2 separate regions of the Homo sapiens genome follow, and region 1 is linked to region 2. The links are chromatin contacts, found by Hi-C or POLR2A ChIA-PET in ENCODE. All regions are on one chromosome and are shown on one strand. Each heading gives the region's core, a stretch centred on a gene start or an enhancer-like site at or near the end of the contact. The rest is flanking DNA. Distances are from core to core; before and after follow the strand shown. Region 1 has its middle 140 kb from the start of CAPN13. Region 2 has its middle 8.7 kb from the start of LINC01936.

Region 1 (3,409 bases), core at 761-3,260, 330 kb after region 2:
GGTATGTAGAGGTGGGAGGTGATTAGGTCATAAGGTTGGGGTGGAGCCTTCATGAATGGAATTAGTCCTCTCATAAAGGAGACACCAGCGAAACCCCTCACCCCTTCAGCCATGTGAGGACACAGCGAGGAGATGGCCACCTCTGAGCCAGGAAGTGGTTCCTCAGCCAACACTGAATCTGCCTGGATCTTGGACTTCCCAGACTCCAAAACTGTAAGAAGTAAATGTGTGTCATTTAAGCCACCCAGTCTGTGGCGTTTTTGTTGTAGCAGCCCAAACAGGCTAAGACAATCTTCCTAAGCACATTCTTTACCTGAAAATATGTGTCCTTCAGGGGCACGGCGATGGCCACCACTGCTTCTCAGGCACAGACGGGCAGAGGGTGTGGGCCAGGCTGGGCCTGAGTCACACGGAATAATTTCGTCTCTTGCTCCTCTGAAGCATTCCTGGGGGATGGGGTGGGGTGGGGTGGGGCTGAGTCATTTGAGCCCCTCCAGCAGATGGTGGAGGGCAGTGAGTCACAGCTCTGGTTCTCAATCAGAAGCAGAGTAGAGGCCTGAAGAGAATGCATCTATGGCCAGGTCTGGGATGCCCAGCTTGCTGGTAACTGCCTCTTAAACAATGACAGTTGTGGCTGCCACTGTGGGAAGCTTCACTGTTGAGACTTTCACATGTGTTTCCTCACTGGATCTCAGTTTCTAATTATACCTTCCTTTGTGTGGATATTTAATGGTCGTATCCACACTAGACTGTGTGGGAGCAAGGACTGGCTCTAGTTTTGCTCATTGTCGGATCTTTGGCATTGAATCCATTTAAAATGGAAGACTGAATGAACACATTAATGAATGGCTCCATTTGGTGTTAAATTTTAATATAATGTATGTGTATGTGTAACCTATTTATAAACATTTACATGCTATTTCATACATGGAATAACTTTGGAAAAATAAGAATATACCAGACATGAAAATTGAGCTTGACTCCTAGAAACAGAGGCTGGGGATTCCTGGGTGATAGGAAAATATATTTTCACTTCATGTGTTCCTGTCTCTCCCCCATCATCCTGCTTTTACAATGAGCAAAAAAAGTTTACAGAGTAGATTATACTAATCGCATTGTTCCACAACTCTCTCTTCCACTGAACCCAATATGGGGGGTATCTTTTGTGTCTGTCAGCCTGGCCTTGATTTTGCATCCTTATGGGCTGCTGATCCACATTCCAGCTCTCTTCAAGCCCACTCTCTGTTGGGTGGACTCCACACTTGGGTTTGGGGATGCTGGTTTGCCCCTCACCTCTTGGGTGCTGTATCAATTTCTTGAGGAGGCATGGCCTGCATTACAGCTGGCTGGGATCTGGCTATTCGAAGTGGACGAGGTGGGAAAGTGGCAGAAGTGAGTGCTGTCCTGAGGACCCCAGACAGATGAAAGATGCAGTCCAGGCTGAGTAAGGGGAGAAGTCAGAGTCCAGTAGAGCCAGAAAGCTGTGGGGTGGTGTGCACTGTGTGCTGGATGATCCTGATGGGCAGGCTGGGGCTTCCAAAAAGAGGGAGGACTCTGTCTAGCTAGGCCTCTTGGTCCCTGATGCCAATGATGGATGGTTTTTTTCACAAGCTCTACAAATCCAGAGCCAGTCTTTTCTGCCAGTTTCCCCTCCTGCAGACCTTAGACAGGATCCAGATCTCCCAGCCGTTGTCCAAGGAAGCTGCAGGCAGGAGACAGTGGACGTGCTTGAGAAACTTTAACTTGGGAGTCACAAGACTGGGATACAGTCTTGGCTCTACTAGTTACTCATGCAACCCCTCTGAGCCCTGTTAAATTGAACTAAATTTGGCCTGAGGCTGCCTTCCTACTTTGAGTTCATACATAGCAAACTGCAACTTAACTTTGTATGTAAACAAACTGCAACTTCACTAAGAGTATATTCCTGTAACAAATAGCTGAGTTTCAGCCAGTTAGAGCAGCTGAGCTTCAGCCAATCACAGGCTACCAACTGATCAGATCATGTCCTTATAAGGCAAATGCCCAGCTGTAATCAGTCAAGCGTTCTGTGTGTCACTTCCTTTTTCTATCTGTAAATACTGCCTGCTCACGTTGCCAAGTGTAGCTCTCTGAACCTCTCCTGGTTCTGAGGACTGCCTAATTCATGAATCATTATTTGTTCAAATACACTGCTCAATTTAATTTATCTAATTTTTTTCTCTTACCAGCCCAAATTGACTTCCATTATATCAGGTTTTAGGATATATTCACTTAATAGCATGCAAAGTGGTTTCATATGATTATTTTAATTTTCCTTTCTATGTTTACTCCGCCTGTTTCTTTGTTATTTGTATCTTCTTTTTCATTTCTCAATTTACTCTTTTCAAAGGACCAGCTTTTGGATTTATGTATTGGTACTATGTTTCTCTGTTATCAAATTAATTACTTTGTTTTTATATTTTCCTTCCTGCTGTTTTTCTCTTTCTGAACTGAATCTTATTCACCTGTTTTATTATTTTTTTTTTTTACTGATTTTTCCTCTGAGCACTGCTTTATTTATATCCTCATTGGATTTAACGTGTGTACTTTATTATTTTAATACACACACTTAATTCTATTTGTTTCTATTTTCCCCTTTACCCTAAGAGTAAGGAGTTTATTAATTTAGAAAGGAGTTTATTAATTTTCAGATGAAAAGAATGTTTTTATTATATTGTTATTCATTTTTAATTTTATTACATTTATTGTGACTAGACTATTTATTGAGGTTCTCTTTGTGGCTTAATGTAAGGTTTTCATGAGTGTTTATCTTCACTTGGCATTGAAAAGGTGTGTTCTCTATTATTAGGATACAGTACTTGCCCTGTGATCTTACTAAGGTTGACTATAACTTGACCTATTTCTTTTTGTTTGTTTTCTTGATCTGCCCTAGACTGAGACATAAATTTAAATCTCTTATTATGTGTGTTTATCAATTTCTCCCGATTTTTTCCATAATTCTTACTATATAAAATTTGCTACTGTGTTGACTGCCATGTTCATAATTCTTACATCTGAGTTGTAAATTACAACCCTTGGCATTATAAAGTGTCTTTGTCTTGTATAGTGATTTCTGAACCCTCCCTTTCCTTACATTAACTTCATGAATCTTGATTTTTTTCATCTTGGCATTTACCTAGTGTGACATTGCCCATTCTTTTATTTTCAGCCTTCCTGAATCATTTGGTTTTAGGTATGCCTTTTGCATGGTGCACAGAGTTTGGTTTTGCTCTATGAGTCTATCTGAAATCTTCTTAAGAGGTGAATTTAGCACATTTACATTTATAGATATGACAAATACATTTGTTTAGGGTTTTGTCATATAATTTTTTTTTTTTGAGACAGGGTCTCACTGTTGCCCAGGCTGGAGTGCAGTGGCCCAATCTCAGCT
Region 2 (3,478 bases), core at 279-2,778:
CTGTTGAACACTCAGAATTTCTCAGAGCACAGTCAGGCAACCTGGATCTGGGGGAAGAAGAATGCTCTGAGATCTCAAAGGACTCTGAACACATGCCCCAGATTAAGACAAATGATATCCTTTTGTTGCACAGAGGACATTAACGATATCCTTTTGTTGCCAGAGTGGGTGGGGAGCTGAACCACCCAACAATGATAACATTGTTTCGCTGGATATTTATCAAATGGCCTAGAGAGGGTGGAATGCCTTTGGTAAGCAGGTATCCAAAGACAATAGCATAGGTCATACTGAAACCTATGTCCCAGGATGTAAGATGTTATGAGTATAAACCCTGATTCCTCTGAAGACATTGGAGAGATGCAACCGTCATCCTTGTAGTACCCGAAACATGGTATTCTGGGAGGTTGGGATTGAGGGGATGGAAAAGGGCCATTTGTCGTGGACTCTTCCTTTGATGAACTCATTTGGAATTACTATAGAAGACACCATACCCCATGGATACACGGTTTCCTGCTCCGGCCCCTCCTCTGCTAGCTTGGCTACTCAAAATCCAACTAATATTGACTGAATGTCTGCATGCCTGCTATGTATCTGGAACTCCTGAGGCACACTCGGGTCTTACTTCATTGAATCTTCAAAACTGTCCAGCAATTCAGAGACTCTTACCACAGTTTACGGTTGTGAAACTGAGGCTCAAAGCAGTTTGGGACATTAGTCCTGGACTTGCAGCTATTGAGAGGACAGGGTTCAAACCTAGCTTCACCCAAGGCCAAGTCCAGTGCTCTTCCAAGCCCCCTCCATGAAGCTTTCCAGAGAAATCCTAGCTGTGCCCAGCCATTCTAGATACTGTCCGGGAGGACACCTTAGAAGCTTAGGACAGCCTGGGTGATTCAGCCTAGAAGAACACACTAGGAGAATGGTGAGAGACCTGTGTTCTTGTCCGTTCTAATTTTAACCCGGTAGGTCCCTTCTCTAGATGTAGTTTTCTCATCTGTAAAGCTGAGAGAGTGGCTTTCTAAACCACTTCCTGTTCTGCATCTCCTCCCCATGACTGCCTGTGTACATCTGAAAGCAATGGTTCTGGGGCCTGAGTCTCAGTCTGATGTGTTTACATGTCCCTGGTTTCTTTCGGCCTGTTCCCCAAGAACGGTCTCCAGGCCCGCGCCCTCAGTGCCCCTGAGCTGCAGCTGCTTGCCTGGCCTCCCAGCCCCAACTGCACCTGTCCAGCCCGTGCTCTGGGGAAGTTAGCAAGGAATCAGGACCCTGGAAGGTGGCACAGGCTCAAGGTGGCTGCAGAGGAGGCAACTACAAGTGCTGCTGAGGGACCTCCTCCCGGCAGCCCTCCAGAATTACTGCTCCCCAAAGTAACTCTCAGGTTGTTTTAATGAAAGATAAATGCATGCTACCCTGTGCTCAGTTTTTATTTTCTAGAATGTGTGGAACAGTGAGGGAATTGTAACATCTTTTTTGTTTTGTTTTGTTTTTGAGTCAGAGTCTCACTCTGTCACCCATGCTGGAGAGTGCAGTGGTGCGATCTTGCCTCACCGCGACTTCCGGCTCCCGGTTCAAGTGATTCTCCTGTCTTAGTCTTCCGAGTAGCTGGGATTACAGGCAGGCACCACCACGCCCAGCTAATTTTTGTATTTTTAGTAGAGACAGGGTTTCACCAAGTTGGCCAGGCTGGTCTCAAACTCTTGACTTCAGGTGATTCATCCACCTCGGCCTCCCAAAATTCTGGGATTACAGGCGTCAGCCACCACACCCGGCCTGTAACATCATTTTTTAAAAATCAAACACACAGTGAGGTGGTGTCACAACTCCTCAGATGGCTGAGAATTGTTAGGAAATGCAACCCTGTGGCTCAGACTCCACACTCAACTGCTCTCTGGAAGCATCACCTGTGCCCAACCTCACCTCAGTAGCGGAGAATTGCTGGATCAGTATACAGACTAGCGGAGTGGTTGGGAGAGTAGGAGCCGCTCTGAAGGGATCAAGCCTCAACTGGATGCAGGAATTCCGGTGGTTTATTAGCAAGAGAAGGCACTTGGAGGTGCAAGGAGTGCAATACTGAACAAAACAGCCACAGTCCTTACCCTCGTGGAGCTTAGAGTTGTCAGGGAAGGATATGGACAGTAAACAGGTAAAGTAATAAATATATATGTAATCTAAAATTGAGAAAATGCTACAAAGGTCAGAAGCAGAGTGTGTGATGGAGAATAAGGGTGTTTTTGGGTTGGAGAGAGGGACTTCCACTGAAGCAATGTTGTCAAGGATGATCCATTTGAAGGGGTAACATGTAAGCTGAGAGCTGAAAGTCAAGGAATCAACTGGGCTACAAACTGGAAAAAGAGCCAGAGGCAAGGCCAAAGGCCCCAAAAGAGGGTTCAGCAAACATTCGGTGCAGGGCCAGATAGTAAATACCTTTGGCTTCATGGTCCATCAATCTCTGTCATGCCTGTGTTCCAATAAAACTTTATTTATAAAACAGAAGCAGGAAGTATTCTGCCAATTCCTGCCCTGAAACAATAAAGCATGCATTGTGTGTTAGGAAAGAATGAGGCTGGCTAGCCGGGCCAGGGAGGAAGGGGAGGGTTTCAAGGTGAGGTGGAAAAGACAGGAGTGAGGTCATGGAAGGCTTTGTAGAACATGGAAAAGACTTCGGATTTATTGTAAAAAGCCACTGCAGGGTTTTAAAGCAGCCAAGAGACATGACTTGATTTATACTGTGAAAGATTACTCTGGTTACTGTGTAAAGAAAGAACTGGAGAGAGGAAAGGGAGGAGGCAGGAAGACCCTCTTGGAATCTACTGTAATAGCCATGGGAGAGATGCTGGTGACCCGCTATCTGGTGGAGATAGAGAAAGGCAGATGGCTTGAAGATCCAATTTGGAGATTACATCCATAGGACTTGCTGATGATCACATGTGGCAGAGGAAGAGCCAGTCCTCAAATATGGCCTTCAGGATTCTGGCTTAAGCAAGTGGGTGAATTTACTGAACTGTAGAAGATAGGAAACAGAGGGGCTAGGTCAGGGGATAGACTCAAATACGGAAACCAGAACTTCAGTTTCAGAAACACTAAAGTTGAGATGCTTGTGAGACATGTAAGTGTCGAGGTCCAGTAAGCAAATCTGATCAGGATCTGAGAGGCAGGGCATATGGGGCTTATAGGACACGCCTCCTTCCTCAGCTTGGCCCCATTTTCCCCTAGGCTCAGTTGTTGCCCTGATTCCTAGCTGGAGCAGCCCCACCGTGGTATGATGACCTCCCGGTGGTTATGAACCTCGCTGCCACTGCTATGGCCTCACCTTTCATTGCTGACTGAGCCCCACAGATGAGGGCCAGGCTTCATCAAGCCTTCCATGGCGCCTTCCCTGTCAGGGGCCTCAGTGGCTCCAGAGCCCATGTCCAACCATCTGAACTTAGGCATCTCTGACTTCTCTGGTGGCTTTCCAAAAGGGCCTAGTGACATAAGCAGA

Evidence for each region. A loop is a pair of places that touch in the nucleus more often than their neighbours do. ChIA-PET counts read pairs that join two places held with the same protein, here RNA polymerase II (POLR2A). Pooled maps may share reads with other maps.
Region 1: a pooled map shows a loop between it and region 2 (8-fold over the local background). The contact joins two enhancer-like sites. A Hi-C loop is called at or near these places in 4 of 50 pooled maps. POLR2A ChIA-PET finds 5 or more read pairs at or near these places in 3 of 52 experiments (BJ, OCI-LY7 and naive thymus-derived CD8-positive, alpha-beta T cell).

What each region holds. Positions count from the first base shown.
Region 1 is chr2:30,664,686-30,668,094 of GRCh38, forward strand. No RefSeq gene overlaps it. Among named protein-coding and RNA genes, the nearest start is that of CAPN13, 140 kb to the right of the region's middle. Within about 2 kb of position 2,011, at least 15 of the 41 ENCODE cell types and tissues checked have a DNase peak (open chromatin) inside an H3K27ac peak, as active enhancers do; they include OCI-LY7, where a contact is called at or near this core.
Region 2 is chr2:30,336,208-30,339,685 of GRCh38, forward strand. No RefSeq gene overlaps it. Among named protein-coding and RNA genes, the nearest start is that of LINC01936, 8.7 kb to the right of the region's middle. RefSeq lists enhancers at 43-102, 113-182, 1,043-1,232, 1,613-1,852. Within about 2 kb of position 1,529, at least 9 of the 41 ENCODE cell types and tissues checked have a DNase peak (open chromatin) inside an H3K27ac peak, as active enhancers do; they include OCI-LY7, where a contact is called at or near this core.